2 separate regions of the Mus musculus genome follow, and region 2 is linked to region 1. A link is a loop called in an ENCODE intact Hi-C map of the cell type or tissue named here. Cell type or tissue: left cerebral cortex. All regions are shown on one strand. Each heading gives the region's core, and the rest is flanking DNA. Links, peaks and the distances in the headings are about the cores only. Region 1 overlaps Kcnk5 (potassium channel, subfamily K, member 5). Region 2 has its middle 32 kb from the start of Kcnk16.

What was found. Peaks named below come from ENCODE experiments on the same cell type or tissue, not always from the same donor. Only the 100,000 strongest peaks of a DNase experiment are listed, where the experiment ranks them.
Region 2: a loop joins it to region 1, with 2.4 times the contacts of the local background. A loop is called at or near these places in 4 of 42 quality-filtered maps.

What each region holds. Positions count from the first base shown.
Region 1 is chr14:20,145,651-20,153,980 of GRCm38, reverse strand. It overlaps Kcnk5 (potassium channel, subfamily K, member 5), which reads left to right. Exons shown (of 5, transcript NM_021542.4): 2 at 7,369-7,480. Among named protein-coding and RNA genes, the nearest start is that of Gm52125, 12 kb to the right of the region's middle. In left cerebral cortex, for the core only: no CTCF peak of the experiment used is centred there; a DNase peak (open chromatin) is centred at 3,991.
Region 2 is chr14:20,232,805-20,241,134 of GRCm38, reverse strand. No RefSeq gene overlaps it. Among named protein-coding and RNA genes, the nearest start is that of Kcnk16, 32 kb to the left of the region's middle. In left cerebral cortex, for the core only: no CTCF peak of the experiment used is centred there; a DNase peak (open chromatin) is centred at 5,015.

The DNA of each region.
Region 1 (8,330 bases), core at 262-8,261:
TCATCTGTACAGCAGGCTGGCCTCAAACCCACAGAAATCCTCCTGTCTGCCTCCTGAGCTTAGGGTTAAAGGTGTGTTCCATTACCACCTGACACCTTTTGGAGAATTTTTAAAATCTGTGGACACGTGTCTGCAGGGCTTGGTATTTTAAGCTTAAAGATGGTTCCTTGGACAGTGCAGCCTGGTCTTGAGAGTCCCTGCCTCACAGTGACTCTGTATTGTCAAAATCTTAGTTTCATCTAATATAAGCAAGCCTTACATCTCTTCCCAACCCCAAGTTAACATTGAGAAAATAATGCAAGAGGTAGAGTTGACTTGGCCTGGTCTGCAATGGAGATGCACGCGCGCGCGCGCGCGTGTGTGTGCGTGTGTGTGTGTGCGTGTGTGTGTGTGTGTGTGTGTGTGTGTGTGTGCTCATGTACTTGTATGTGTATGACAGCCAGAGATTAGTCTCAGAAGAAGCCCGCCTCACTGTTTGAGACTGGTCTTAGTGGTGCCCTCAGGCTCACTCACTGATGGACTAGGCTGGCTCACCAGTAAGCTCCTAGATCCTTCTGCCTCCACTTCCCCATTGAGATCACAGGCTTGCGGGACTTTTTACATAAATGATGAAGATGGAATGAGTCCAGGTTCTGTCCCATGCTTGCACCCCAAGCCCTTCACTGACCAAGTTATCTCTAGCCATTCCAAGATATTCTTATGTGTCCATAAATCCCAGTGGGGATTATCAGATTGGATGGATGCCAGCTGCTCAGCTGGGCACACTAACATTCCCTCATCTCCCACCCTGATTCCTAAGTTGCTTTGGTGTATGAAGGTTGGTTTGGGGTCTCCCTCCTTTGACCTATGCCTGTCTGTAGCTTTAAAATTTTGGCAGACGTTGTACTCAGTATGTTTACCTGGCATGTATCTAGCTGTTAACTTTTGTACAGAGAACCCCTCCATTTAACGTGGGGTCTTCATCCACCCTTGGCTTCCCACCTGGGAGGGGATTGTGTTAGAGACATGGACATGGACAGCAAGTGACTGTGAGGCCAGTGTCAGGCAGACTTTTGTTGACTGTGAAGCTTGAAACAGTAGGGGGGTGGGGAGTGAGGGATTAAGTTCAGAGAAGTTGCCATCTGTCCCCTCCTGTCCTCCACCTCACCTGGGGAGTGCAGCGCTAACCCCTATTCACCTAGACAGCCTCCTCTGTTGCTTAGTTGAATGGCAGACACACTATTAGGGATGGCCCAGAACTGGAGGCAGGGGGAGATTAGGTTCCCTTCTGAAGGTAAGGATACTTTATATGTGCCTGAGTTTCTTCCTGCCACGACACCTAACTATGGAGACGTAGTGCTTTCTCCATGTGGTCTGAGGAAGCCAAGCGATAAGAGGCTTAGGGAGAGAAAGGCTTCTCACTGCCTCCCTTCTAGGCATGGGCTGTGAACTTGTAGTCCTGTCCAGGGTTTGCCACTCCCTCCTGTCCTTTTTGTTTGTTTGTTTGATTTTTGTTTGTTTTGGGGGGTTTTTTCAAGACAGGGTTTCTCTGTGTAGCCCTGGCTGTCCTGGAACTCACTCTGTAGACCAGGCTGGCCTCGAACTCAGAAATCCTCCTGCCTCTGCCTTCCAAGTGCTGGGATTAAAGGCGTGCGCCACCACTATCTGGCTGGGCAAGTGAGTCTTTAGTGGGATCTCATGTCTACAGTGTCTGTGCTCCTGATTTAGACCAAGATAGATGAGCTAGCATGCTGATGGCAGGCACACTTGGCCAGCCCTCACGGGGGCCTGGATGCTCCTCTTGTGTTCAGAAGATGCAGGCCAAGAGCAGCCAAGTACTTTACCCAAGCCTTGTTGCTAGCCTTTGGGAGACCTTGCCCAGCTCAATCTCAGGTAGGTCCAACTGGTTCTGTGTGTAGACAGCCTGTATCTGAGATGGCTCAGCTTGTCATCGCCGCAGTGGACTGTCTGTGACTAGGGGTGAGTGCATTTGGAGAGGAGAGGTTGGCAAAGAGTCAGTGAAGCGGCCATCAGTCAGCGTGGACTTCTATACTCCCTTTCCTGCTCTCGCTATATAGCCATTGCCTTTGTGAGGGTTTCCGGAGGTGACCGGTGTCCTTCCTGCAGGAAGGACAACCTGGTTACCCCATGGGTATTCCCCTAGCGCAGCCATTGCATGCTCTGTTGCCTTTCCTCTGGCTCTTTCTGCCCCCCTAACCCTCATCCCCTCTCTAGCCTGGCTCCTTCCCTTCCCTGGGCTGGGTGCACAGTCCCGTGGCCTTCCCAAGTGCAGTGCTCAGCTCTATCCAGAACACCCACTGCTTCCCCCGATTCTGCTGGACAGAAGCCTCTGCTTTGTTGCAGATAAAACTGTTTAAAACCCAACTGCAGCCAGGTATGGTGGAGCAAGTCTTCCATCCCAGCACTGAGATGCAGGGGCAGGCGGATCTCTGTATAAACTTGAGGCCCACTTGGTCTATATAGGAAGTTCCAGACCAGCCACAACCATACAATGAGTCCCTATCTTAAAAGAATAAAGCAACTTTAGAATAATGCTCAAAGATGTTGGGGTGTGTGGGCATTTGAAGACAAATGAGCCGAGGCTGGAGTACCCCATTCTTCATTCAAATTCACTTAACAGGAACAGGCACTCAGTCGTGCGGTGACTACTCTCTGTGAGGCAGAGACCTAAGCTCCAGGAATACAAAGCCTCTTCTTGGCATTTATACTACAGGGAACTCTTTTTTTTTTCCCCCTGGTGACATTTAACATTTCCTTTGTGATTGTCTGAGGCAGTGTGTTATAAATCTGACTTCATTCTACTAACCAGCGTACCCAGTGTTCCATCTTCTCCCTCTGTACTGTAGTGGTCCTGCCTGAATTCACATCCCAGCTCTGCCACTTACCTTGGACTGGACCCTGCTTTCTTATCGTTAAAATAGGCTAAGGGTCCCTGCTTTGCAAGACCTAGCCATTCCGTGAGAGAAGTGTTTTAAGTACATGATCAGTACCTGTCCCCACACGTGCCCAACTATCACTTCAGCAGCTACACAGTTAAGAGGTGGTGTCTGGAAAAGCCACAGTAAGGAGGCTGATAATGGCTTCAGTATTTGAGGTCTTAAGCACCGTGGACAGGTGAAGTGACTTTCCAGAACAGAGGGACTGTGTGAGCACAAAGGATTAAAGAAGGGATCCAGAGGCAGCCAGTGAGAGCACGAGGGTTCTGGCTCTTGGAACACCATAGGACTGCAGTTTTCCAGGTCAGGAGTAGAGGATGGAAGAAGGGCTGTGTTCGGGAAGCCATAGGAGTCGTGGGAGAGATCAAATAGCTGCATGGATGCTTCTTAGCTGGAACCCCTGCAGTAGGCTCATGTCTTGGCCAGTTCCCCCCACCCTATGCAAAGAAAAGTCCACCTGACTGCGGTGGCGTGGTCGGTCGGTGTCTACAGGTTAGAGTGGGCGTGTGGATGTTGGCCACTAGAAGACCTGCTGGGAATGGCTGGACTGGTTTTTGGGCACTGTTTTCTCAGCTGGTGGGAAAGGTTGGAAGTGTGCATAGGTCTCCTTCCTGTGCCCTCTGTGGGGAAAGGGGGCGGGATCACCATGGTTAGGACCCAGGTGGCCCTGGGTTCTAGTCCCAGCCTTGTAGCTTTTAGTACCATGACCTCTGGCTACTTCCTTGCTATCTCAGCCTCAGACTCTCATTTGCAACGTGGAAAAAATGATAGTGTCTTCCCAGTAGAATCCTGTCCTCATTAAATGAGCTAAAAGGCACGTAAAATGCTGAGCACACCCCTTGGCTCATAGGAAGACCTCAATAAATCACGCTGGCTTTATGATGAAGGTGACAAGTAGGGAACTCGATTCCGTCCCCAAACAGGAGCCTGGCCTGGATTGTGCAGGCTCGGCTCCCTCTCTCCATCACCCTCCCAGCTTAGGAGGAAAGTGAAAATATTGTCTCTTGTGAGTTTAGGAGCCAAGTTAAAGAATACTGCAAGTGAACAGGGGCCACCTCCTCCCGTGAAAGCTGTTTCTCTAACCCCGAGAACAGGACGCCTTGTCTAACAGGGTTTGCCTGCCTCCCCCCCACAGCCCTCCCTTGACCCAGGCATGGCCCTCATCCTGGGTCAGCTCGTTTGTTCTGGGAGACTGATTCAGGCCTCTTCCTCACCCTGTGGGATCCAACCATGGCCAACTGTGCCTCTCCACCATGGCTCCACACAGTGGGAAAAAGAGTCGCTGGCCCTGAAGTTCGCATTCAGACCTCAGCTCTGTGCCAAGTGATACCTGGCAGAATCAGGAAGAGCCAGGCAGGTGATGGATGTGTCCAAGTCCAAGCAAGGGAGTGTCTGGCCACAGCGGCAGTCTTGTGCCCCATCTTGTGATCACCCCCCCCCCCCCCATCCTTGTTCCAGGTTTGGCGAAAAGCCGTGCAGCCATATTTCGGAATGGTGGGCAGGGGAAGAAACAGTAAGGGGCTCTGGGGAGCTGTGCACACCACTACCTTTTTCACCCTTCTTTTAAGACACTGTGCCTTTCCACGATTGTAGTGTTTCACGGGGTGAGGGGCTCTTAGGAGAGTGAACGCCTTCCACAGTTATCTGTCCTTGATGGGTGACTCAAGAGAACGCAACGCAAGTCACGGGGAAAGCAGGTGAGCGGCCGCTCCTGATAAGCCAGGAAGAGGGCGAGGCTGTGTGCCTCGGAGGACACCACCACCAGTGGGGTGAGGGCAGGAAGCCCGGCATTGCTATCCTCTATGCTGTCCTGATTTTTCAGTTCTTCTGTCAGGGGAATGTTTAGTACTTTCTGACTGATTTCTGAATTACCGGTGGCCTTTGAGTCAGCCTGTTTCCAGGGGAGCATTGAGGCATTATGGGTAGGGCTGTCTTGTGAATGCTATGGCATTTATTGCCTTTGGTCAGCCATCCACTTCATGCCAGTATTGTCCCCCTGTTAACCACGTGTGCAAACCTGTGAGAAGACAGATTCAATTGTTCACAACCGTACTCCCTGTCTGACATATAGTACTCCCTGTGAACACCATCTCCTAACCCTCCAGAAACTACAACTAGTCCTGAGTAGGGTCTCCTGTCCTCTGCGCCCCCATATAAACTCCTCCTGGACGATGCTCACCCCTGTACTAACCGAGTCTCAGTAGAGAATCTGCAGCGGCAGATGGTTATCCTCAAACACTTCGATGATGGCTCTCTTTGGTCTTGAGCTCATTGACTACCATGACGTGTATAGTCCGACACAGAGTTGGAACAGTGTGTTCCTTGTGGCCTGACCTTGAAACACAATGGACTAGGTGTCTCCAACTCTGGACAGGTAACACACCCTGGGATTTACTTTTTACCCCGTTTATTGATCTGTGGTCAGCGGAGACCAAGAAAGAACTCTCCCCCATTCTTGCATACTCTGTTTCGTTTTAGGTTGTCCGGTTTAAGATTTCTATCTGATAACAGGTGGGGACTTAAATGGTATTGCCTTTTCTCCCATCTGTTTAATGTCAACACTCGGGGCTCTAGACTTTCCTCATTCTCCTGCTGCAGACAGATTTTTAAAGGCTAAATAGCTGCTAAGGTGTGGCTTGGTACCCGAGCCATTTCCCAGTAAGTAGGTTCAGTCTCTCAGAATTGAAGGGAGAACCTGTTGTATGCTCCTGCTGGTCTGCAGCATCTAAGATGCTCTTACACATAGACTATGTAAGATAGTCTGCTTTCCATGGTCTCCCAAGCTTGGAATGGCAGTGGGAGGTAGGGCAGCAAGCGGCCTGTGGTCTGATGGGGTGTCGAGCGGGCATGTCATCATGGAAAATTCTTCGCCAAAGTATGCAGATCCATTTACACAGCCTCTGCTGCTTCTGCAAACTGTGCATTCCTTTGGAACCATCCATGCGTTCTCTCCTTCCCTCCAAACCTCAGTCATGCTTCGGGTGGCTTAGAATGATGGCTTCTCTACCTCTCCGTTGTTTCCACTCTCTGGTCCCTGCTGTCCTTGGCTTGGATTTTATAGGAAACTTGGCTGGGTTCCTGGTCTCTAGGCTGATGGGTCATCCCAGGGCTGACCTTGAATGACAGAACTTGAACCCCAGATTTAGAGCCCCTAATGGGTCTCTTGGGTACAGTCTCTGGCAGCTCTTGGTGTATGTAGCTCTGATACTGCTCCTTTGGTCAGATGAGTTGAGAGGTAGGCAGAGTCGGTGTTTGTAAGTGAGGCAGGTAGTGGTATGTAGAACCAGGTTTGGTATTTCTGGGAAATTCCTAGAGTAGATAATGCCTGCCCTGGGGCTTCCAACCAGTTGGAAACTGTAGGGACCGGTACGTTTGGATCACCTTGAAGTACAATTGCCACCTGTTGATCTGTCTCTGTCCCAACAATTGCTCAGCCCAGGTCAGAGAAAAGAAGGAACTCAGAGAAAAGGGAGCCTGTCACGATGAGGGACAGGATCGGGAAAGGTTGGTTTAGCTAGTTTACGTATCCTGATACGTATCCTTGGCCTCTAGGATACTGAGCTGATCTCAGTGGTCATCCTCAAGTGCAGTGGTTAAAGGCTCCTTCCCAGGTCACAGAGGGCTAAGGTATAGGGGGACATTGGAGGTACCTGTATTGAGTCTGCCCTCTTAGAGATAGGAATAGTCTCGTAGCTCTTGGAGTTCAGGCCCTGAACTCCACTTCTTGGAAACCACATGGAAACTCTTTGGGAGAGCTCCCTTCCCAGAAGCCTGGGGTGCAAGCTTTCTCAGCTCTGGGTGGTTTGAGGATATGTTTCTGTCAAATTTTCGAACCAGGTGCCTACTTCGTATATCTCCCTAGCTGTGTGGACCTGAGTAGATCATTCAACCTCCCTGATCCTCTCTGTAAAATGTTTCAGCTATATAATAAAGAACTGCTACCCACCTTGGTATCCTGGTGGTTAAATGAGGACACTTGAGATGTGTGGCTGCTGCTGGTGGTATTAGTTTGGGGCAGGGGCTCAGGTAGCCCGGCCTGGCCTTGAAGCATAATCCTGATTCCCTTCCCCCTGCTTTCTTTCTTCCTTGTTGGGTTTTGGTTTGGTTTGGTTTTTGAGACAGGGTTTCTCTGTGTAGCCCTGGCTGTCTTGGAACTTGCACTGTAGACCAATGGGGCCTGGAACTCATAGATTTACCTGTCCCTCCTCCTTAGTGCTGGGATTAAAGGCATGTGCCACCATTGGCGGGCTCCTCTGTTTCCTCGAGTGTTGGCATTACAAGTGTGTGCCACCATGCCAGGTTTATGTCATGTTTGGAATGGAGCTTAGAGTATGTATGTTTGCTAGGCAAGGTGGACTCCACCTTGGAGCTACATCTCTTGTCACTGATAAATCCTCTTGTCTCTGACCTTCTCTTTGGTTTTCTTTTTTAGGTGGTGTCTGATGCTGCGGATCAGGGTGTGGCCATCACCGGGAACCAGACTTTCAACAACTGGAACTGGCCCAATGCAATGATTTTTGCTGCCACAGTCATCACCACCATCGGTAAGTCCCCGAACACCTTCAGTACACCAAGATCCACATCCTCACTCCTCAGAACCGTACAGGAATCCAGCTTTGGTGACTGTAAGTTTCACCCTGGCCTTTTGGTTAGGAAGGACTTAGTAAGTCCCGAGTGATTGGCCATACCTATGCAACCACTTCCATAGGTCCTGATTTAGACTGTATTTTTTTTTCATTATTTCTGCATGCCTATGTGTGTGGTGTGCACACATGTGAGTGTGTGTTTGCATTTGTGTAGGCACACATATATTCGAGGATATATGTGTTTGGTGGTCCAAGGTTAACATCTAGTATCTTCTTTGATTGTTCTCTACCTTATATATTGAGATGTGGTCTCTAGCTAACCCAAAAATTCACCTAGTCTAGCTAGTTTGTTCTAGAGATCCTATGTCTGTGCCACCGTTTGTTGGGATGATAGGCCACCCACCTCACCCACCCAGCCTTTACATGGCTCCCAAGGTTCTTTATTCCATTTGGACTCTTCAAGCAGAAACACCAGAGTGGCTTGACGGGGAGAACCACACTGGTGAGATAGACTGCTTACTGCACAAAGCCCCATTGTTCTATGGTTCTGTGGCTTAACTATCTTCACCCTTTCAGGGTTGGCTGGGTTCAGCTAACAGTTCTTACGTGGGCTCTCTAGCATATGGTAGTCAAATAGTGGCTGCCCACTGGTCTGGAGTCCAGCCTGGCTTCTCCCACCTACTGTTTGACTCTTGGTGTTGACTGCTGGCTGGGGTTGAATGCTCAGAGCCTCTGCAGCTGGGCACTCGAAGGAGGAGTCTTCCAATTCAGTGCGTGAAGACAGGAAGCAGCAGTGGGCTTTTCCCGG
Region 2 (8,330 bases), core at 42-8,041, 87 kb before region 1:
CATGAGCTGAGGGACCCAGGTCTGATCCCACCGAAACCCTGAGCGCAGACAAACCCTTACTCCTTCCTTAGTTTGTTTCCGGCAGGTGTTTGGTCCCAGAGACAGCGCCCATGCTGTGTGAAAAGGAAAAAAAGAACCAGTGTTTTACCAGTTTATTCAGGCATGTGAACAGCCTCTGAAAATCGTCTTTAAAGGGAGAGCCCATTCCTTTTTGGACTTTTGTTCTTCCAACCTTGTTAGGACAGGGATGGTATGGTTGATATTGCAACAGTGATCTTGGATCAGGAGGCAAACCTTGTACATTAAAATGATCAAGCCAGCTGTGGTCTTACATTGACAACCCACTCTGAATGGCCTAACCAAGCTCACTGGGCAGACTGGACCCTGGGAGGTGCTGGGGACCATAGCACTTAGCCAATGGCTCCATGGCCAAAGGCGCCATAGATGAGGTGGAGTCAGGGACAGCATGAGAAGGAAGGCCTGGAGAATATGAAATCAACCAATAAACGAACCAGTCTCTGTCTTTCTTCTTTTGGCTTTTGTTTGTTTTCTGAGACAAAAATATCACTATGTAGCCCTTGGCTGGCCTGGAACTTGCTGTACACAGAGAGTCTTGCCTCAAAGACACAGAAATCCCCCAGCCTCTGCCTTTTGAGTGCTGGGATTAACTCCCCTCACCTTTTTGGACACAGGTGTGAGAACATTTTAGGTGAATCCCTTTTCTTTTCTTCTTCTCTTCCTCCCTCCTCTCTCCTCTTTCTTTCTCTCCCTTTCTCCCTCTTTCCTCCCTCACTTTTATCCCCCTCTTCCTTCCATGAGAGCATGTCTTCTCTGTGAAACTTATGGCCATAACTAGAGAAATCTAATTACTTTCACATGGGATATCTTGGCGGACATTGTTCTGAGCTTGGGGAGGGCTGGACCATTTCCCTGACTTCCTGGAGATGCTCAGGTTGATGGTGGCCTGTTTCTCTGGGATGCTTGTAGATTGTAGGTTCCAGGCTTCTGACTCAGTGCTCACACTTAGCCTTGGGGATTTGGTAAACTCCCAAGAATCCTGACAATTACAGATAAAATGTCTCCAAAGACAGGTACTGGGGCTTCTGTGTGGGGCTGAGGAGACTGGAACTCCAATTCTGGAATCAGACATGTCACCCAGGTACCTTTCTGCTCAGCTTTGGTCATTATCTGCCAATGTTCCGGCAGCCAGCTAAATCTGATGTGAGAGACACTTTTCATTTCTGATGCTGTTTTTCCCTGAGTCCCCACCACCACCACCACCACCACCAAGACTGCTGGTCTTCTGTCATGGCTCGTGATGGCTGCTTGAGCTCCAGCCATTTTGTCTGTATTCAGTAAGAGGAGGAGGAGGAGGAGGAGGAGGAGGAGGAGGAGGAGGAGGAGGAGAAGGAGAAGGAAAAGAGAAGAAGAAGAAGAAGAAGAAGAAGAAGAAGAAGAAGAGGAGGAGGAGGAGGAGGAGGAGGAGGAGGAGGAGGAGGAGGAAGAGGAAGAGGAAGAGGAAGAGGAAGAGGAAGAGGAAGAGGAAGAGGAAGAAGAAGAAGAAGAAGAAGAAGAAGAAGAAGAAGAAGAAGAAGAAGAAGAAGAAGAAGAGTATTATCGCATTCCACATCCCCCTTTAGATGCTTATATTTCAGTGATAGAACAAAATCACACTGGACTGTTTCATTGCAAGAGAAACTGGGAAATGTAGTCTTACAGTTACTTGACAAAGTAACCAGTTATAAAAGACTAAAAAGTGGAAGGCTTGAAAAAATACTAGAAGTTTCTACTATGGTGTTCAGAAACATCAGCAGACCTAGCCCAGGCCTCTGTCCTGGCACCAGCAATTACTGTGCACATGGTTGACCAAACTGCTCCATTTAAGGGCTAAAAACAGGGTTGATGTACTATGTGCCTAGCACGTGTGAAGCCCTGGGTTTCATCCCCAATATCACATAAGCCAGGCATGGGGGTCCATGCCTGTAACATTCACACTCAAGAGGTGAAGGCCGGGGTATCAGAAGTTCAAAGTCATCCTATGAGACCTTGTCTGGAAAGGGAATGGATGTACACAGACCGGTGCTATGATGTGATAGGGTCATAATCAAATGCTCCACAAAAAGGTCAGGTATCAAGTGTCGGACTGAGGTCCTGCCCCTGTGGAAATGCAGAGTGGGACATACAAAGATAGGCAGTAGACAAGTTGGGCCGGGGACAGTGCTCAGTGGGTGGGTGCTCCTTGTGAAAATGTGAAGAACTAAGTTCGATCCCCAGAACCCACATGTGGTGGCAGCACCTGTTTGTAATCACAGTGCTGAGGAAGAGGAGACAGGAAGCTCCCCGAGGCTCCCGGGCCAGCCAGTGTGGATCCTGCCTCAAAACCCAAAGAGGGAGCTGGAGAGAAGGCTTAGTGGTTAAAGCACTGGCTCCTCTTGCAGAGGGTCTAGGTTCTGCTCACAACACAAACAGGACACCTCACAGCTGGCTGTAAGTTCAGTCCCAAGCAATCCAATGCCCTCTTCTGGCCTATTCTGTCACTGCACATACATGGTAAACCACACACACACACACACACACACACACACACACATGCACACACATGCACACGCACTCAAAACCATGAATATTTTAAAAAATCTTTAAAAAGGACACAGGCAATAAGGACAACTCCTGAATAATGACACTTGGGGTTGTTCACACGTACGAGTATGCATAGGCATGTATCCACCCACACTGTATTGTCAGAATTTATAGAATGAATCCATATACATCCATATATCTACATATATTCATATATATGGATATTCATATGCACACTCACATGCGCGTGCACACACACACCACAGAGACACCTACATACACTCAGAAAGGAGTTCAGTTGTTTGGAATGGTTAGAAGGAGGCAATAGCTTAAGGAGCTGGTGTACTGGAAGTGATGAGGATGTTCTAGAATAGACTATGGAGATGTCACACTTGTCCATGAATAGACTAAAAGCCACTGGGCTGTGTCCTTACAATGATTTACTGTGTGGTTCATGGATTAGATCTCAGGACTGTCCTCAGAACTTTCTAGAAGCCTGAATGTACAACCTGCCTCTGTCTTCTCAGTCCCTGGCATGCAGTAGCCTCCTTGGACATATGCTGACCTCTTTCTCTCTGCTTTCGTCCTGGATAATTTATTACTAGTCCCTACTGACGGGAGTCTAACTGTGATTTCTTCCCTGTCCTACTGCCACCAACTAGCCCAAAACCCACTTTCTCCACCTCAAAAATACCTGATGCCCATTACTGTCCTTATGTCCTTTCTCCTCCGAGGAGCTGGGGGTGGGGTATGCTGTGGAGGTCTGAGGAGATAAAGGGCTTACTGTGTAGGCAGAGGACCTGAGTTCAGTCTCTAGCATGTATGTGAATGTTGTTTGCAGTGGCCTGTGTTTGGAAGCCCAGTGCAGAGGAGGTGGATCCCCAGGGCTTGCTGCCAGACTGTCTAGCCCACATGTCAAGTTCTAGGCCAGTGAGAGACATCTTTCTTACACACACAAAAGTGTCCAGCTCCTGAAGGACAGCTAAGGTTGTCCTATAAACACACATGCACATGTGTGTGCACATGCACACATGGAAAACATCAGACTGGATCTTTCATGCCTCTGCCAACCACCTCAGTGATTTCTCACTGCTTTTAACACATGAGCAAAGCCTAAAAGATAGCTTCTGGGTTCCTCAAGGCTGCCAGTGGCCCACCTCCACAGCCAGCCATCTTTTCCATCTCTGTCCCATCCTGCCTGTCCCCCTGAGTTATTGTCCTGTAAGGACTTCCGTGCCACCATAGACAAGCCTTGTCTTTGTACTTAGCAGTCTGGAGGTCCCAGCTCCAGCTCTCAATGCCCCTCCCTTATGATACAGGTCCCAGGTACCTCAGAGGAGGACCCTCTCAATGCCTCCACATATCCCAACCTTCCTTCAAGGCACTGTTGCTCCATGTTAGTGATTACCTGCTTAACAGGTGGATTTCCACTCAACTGAACTCAGCAAATATTTACAGAAGCGTGAGCATACAGAATGTCAGACTTGCTGGGCACTGGAGGTGAACATCTTTAATTCCAGCACTCAGGAGGCAGAAGCAGGTGGATTTCTGAGTTTGATGCTAGCCTGATCTACAGAGCAAGTTCTGTGACAGTCAGGGAATACACAGAGAAATACTGTCTCAAAACAAATAAACAAAAAAACAAACAAAAAACAAAAACAAAGCAAGAAACAAAACAACAACAGCAGCACAGAATGCCAGACTCTCCACTGCATGCTACCACCTTCTTCTGGTTCTAGACCCTAACCCACAGGGCCTCCAGTTGCTTCTGCTGCCCCCTAAAGAAAGGGACAACCCTGGTGGCAGTGTCCTAAATAATGGGGACTGTGATAGCAATGTCTCATGTCTCTCTGTTAGCCATCTCCTTTCCCGGACAGAACCCTGTGCATGTGAGTACACTGTGGAAGGACTTGAGCCTGGCCTCACTAACCATTTGCTGGCCCCCTCCTCACCACAGATTTACTGAGTCTCTCTTTGTGACAGACCTGGCTTATGCCTGAGGAGTCAGAGACCTGTGTGTGTGTGGGCACAGCCTAGGACACAGAATGGGTTTCAAGGACACAAACATGCTGCTGTAGTTCAGATGTAAATGTAGCCCATGGGCTCAGTGTTTGAATTTTCCATTCCTAGCTGGTGGTGTTGACATAGGACATTACGGAACCTTTCAGACTCAAGGCCTATCTGACTCAGGCCACTTGATTAGGGTCTTTGTAGTGTGACACTAACCCTGGGGAGATGTGAACAAGCCAATCTCAAGCCAAAGTAAGGACATGACCAAAGTCTAACTTGGTGGACAGTGAGTTTTATTGGGGTTCCTTACAGGAGTGTGGGAGAGTGAGTTAGTTACTTTCAGGAGCAGAGATCACTCAAAGTCAACTGCAATAGAAAACTCTGCCTAGCATGGGGGTGTAAGCTAAGAAAAGCTGGAACTCTCTGTGTGACTCAGCAAGCTAGTGTGTGTCTTCTAGGCAGTTTGTCCCATCTCAGCCTCTTTCAGATAGTTCCAATGATCTGAGAGGCACTCTCAGCAGTCCTTACAGCTCATATAACTTTGGAAAAGGATGGGCCTTGTACATTTTAGTTTCAGAGACTTCCTAAGACTTGTGAGTTGTTTACTTCCTTAGTCTTCCCAAGTCTCCATTTAGAATTTCCCAAGTCTTAAAAAGCTTTTCTTCACGAAGTAATGATTTAACTTAGAGCTGTGGCTCTCAGCCTACCTAATACTGTGACTCTTTAATACAATTCCTCATTTAGTGGTGACCCAAACCATAAAATTGTTTTTGTTGTTACTTTGTAACTGTAATTTTGCTACTGTTATGACTCATGTTATAAATATCTGTTTTCTGATGGTCTTAGGTGACCCCAAGGGGGTCATGACTCACAGGTTGAGAACCATTGAATTAGAAGGCGTTAACAACAGCCTTGAGGGATACAACCCAACTCAACTTCTTGCCTTGAGATCATTTACCATGATGTGAACAAGCCATACTGCAAAACTCTGCTGACACAGCTGAAGTCATGCCAGCCACCATGACGGACTCTACCCCCTCACACTGCGTCAAAAGAAGTCTCTCTCTTTTCTTAAGTTGTTTCTGTCAAGTTTTGGTCACTGTGATGAGAAAAGTAACTGAGTGTGTGCATATGCACACTCATGAGTGTGTGTGTGTGTGTGTGTGTGTGTGTGTGTGTAAAGAAAGATCCCTACCTACATTCTAGAATAGTCCTCATGTTTTTATAATGCAAGCTTTACTTGAAGTGCTGCCTCAAACGATGTGGAAAGAGAATGGAGTTGTCATTTCTTCTTTTCCTGTCTCCTTTCTCACCTTGAGTACTGCCTAGGTGACCCAGCTGAATCTTTACCCTGACCTAACTTGTTTGTCTTGGAGGATGAAATGCCCATAGGCCAGTAGTTCCTCCTGAACAGGGCTGGATGAAACTAGTTAGGTATAAGATGGTTGCCAAGCTTACCCCAGACAACTTCTAATAAGTCCATCTTTGTGCTGAATGACATGCCCTTTAGTGCCATGGTGTAGAGGGTTGCCATGGCAACATCTAACAAGAGCCATAAAGGGCTGGAGAGATGGCTCAGCGGTTAAGAGCACCGACTGCTCTTCCAGAGGCCCCGAATTCAATTCCCAGCTCACAACCATCTGTAATGGGGTCTGTCTTCTGGTGTGTCTAGAGAGAGCAATGGTGGTGTACTCATATGTATTAAATAAATAAATAAATAAATAAATAAATCTTAAAAAAAAAAGAATGAAACAAAGTGGTGATAAGATTCCTGGAAAAAAATCCCATTTTCAGAAAATGCGTAAATATTCTTCCTTTTCTTTACTAGTCTAACCTTTTCCTCACTTTAAAAAAAAGTTACTTTTGTGCCATATGTATGGGTGTTTGTCTGCATGTCCATATGTGTACTATATAGGTGCAGTTCTGTAGAGGCCAGAAGAGGGCATTAGATCTCCTGGAACTGGAGTAAGTTATCATGTGGGTGCTGGAAAGCAAAGGAGAGCCCTCTGAGCCGGAAGACCCAGCTTCCCAACCTCCCTCTCTTGTTTTTATCACCATATATCTACAGACCCCTGAGCTGCAAAGGTAGAGAGATGAATCTACCATTACTCTATCAGCTCACCTCTCATTAAAACTATTCTTGGCCAAGAGTAAAAAATCTCTGCTGATCAGTCTGTGCTTTGTCCTGAGGACCCATCTCAGGGGCAAAAACTAGTTATGTTTTTGGCCTCTTTTTTCTCCTAGCCCAGAAAAAGTAGTTTTCAAGTCAAGCAAGTGATTTGGGTAGGAGGAAAAAGGAGTTTATTCATTGTAATGGTTAATTGTCAACTTAGTAGGGTTTAGAATCGACAAGGGAGCAAGTCTGTAGACTGGTGAGATGGGAAGACCCACCCTAAATTGGCGGGCACCATTCCATGGGCCTGGGGCCCCGACTGAATAAGAAGGAGAAACTGAGCTGATTACCAGCATTCATCTCTCTCTGCTTCGTGACTGTCTCCACAATGTGAGCAGCCACTCCTGCTGCATACTATGTCTTCCTTTCATGGTGGACTGTGGTCCCACGGACTGAGAGCCATAGGAAACCTTTCTTAAGTGGCTTCTGTCAGGATTTTGTCGCCCCTATGAGACAAGTGACTAATACGATCATGTAACAAAGTCCTATAAAACTTAGTGAAGTAAAGTAGTGTTTTATTTTGCCCAGGAATTTGAACTTTAGTCGGGCCTCAGTGGGGTACTGTCTGTGTCTCCTGACGTCAGCAGGATTTCTGGAGAACTCAGCTTAGGGCCATTGGAACACTCACTCCTTTGTGTTTTGATGGTGGCTGTTGACTGGGACTTTAGCACATGTCTGCCTGGCTTCCTCCTGTGCCTGAGGCCTCCTTATAACAAGGCAGCTGTTCCTCCAGAGAGAAAGACACTCCTGTTGCTTATGACCAAGACTGGGGCCACTCAGTGACGCCTCCTTGTCCTCTCCCTCTGGGCCAGCTAGTTCTGACGAGGGGAGGAAACAGCCATCTCTACATGGAAGGCTCTAGAGAAATGTATGCTGAAGAAAAGTTCACTTAAAAGAAAACATCCTGTTTAACAAGTTATTTTTAATGTGTGCCCTCATCCTCTCTGTTCCCTGCCTGCACATATATGAGGGGGGTCAGCATCTCACAGTTACTCAGACTGAAACAAAACCCTCCGACAGTCGTGCTGACCTGAGAGATCGAGAAGCTCTGACGAGGAGGAGGGAGAAAGAATCAAAATGGTGGAAGCAGAAGCATAGTACTGAGAAAGGACAGCATGTGCCAGCCACAGGAGGTACTGACAGAGGACAGAGCAGAGGAGAGGGTGACAGACACCAGCTGGACTTCATATGGAGTCTGTGACAAATCTTGGAAAGGGTCGAAGCAAGAAGAGAAGATTTGCTCTGTACATAAATGACTTTTTTGTTTGTTTGTTAAATGAAGATTCAAGAAGCATTTGGGAGAAAAAAAATGGGTGTGACTTAAGATAGGAAAGGCAGAGTTGGGGGTGGGGTGGGGCAGCTTGCCTTGGTTCTTAGGGCTTCTTTCTCCCAGGGTTTATGCACATTTGGACCAGGCAGATCCCTATAAGACACAGCTAGAAGCCATCTCAGCCCCACACGCAAACCCACGGCCTTGTCAAGATCTCCTAAACATGTCGACAGACTAAAGATAGGTAAATGTCTTCAATCCCAGCACTTAGGAGACAGAGGCCGTCAGAGGCCAGCC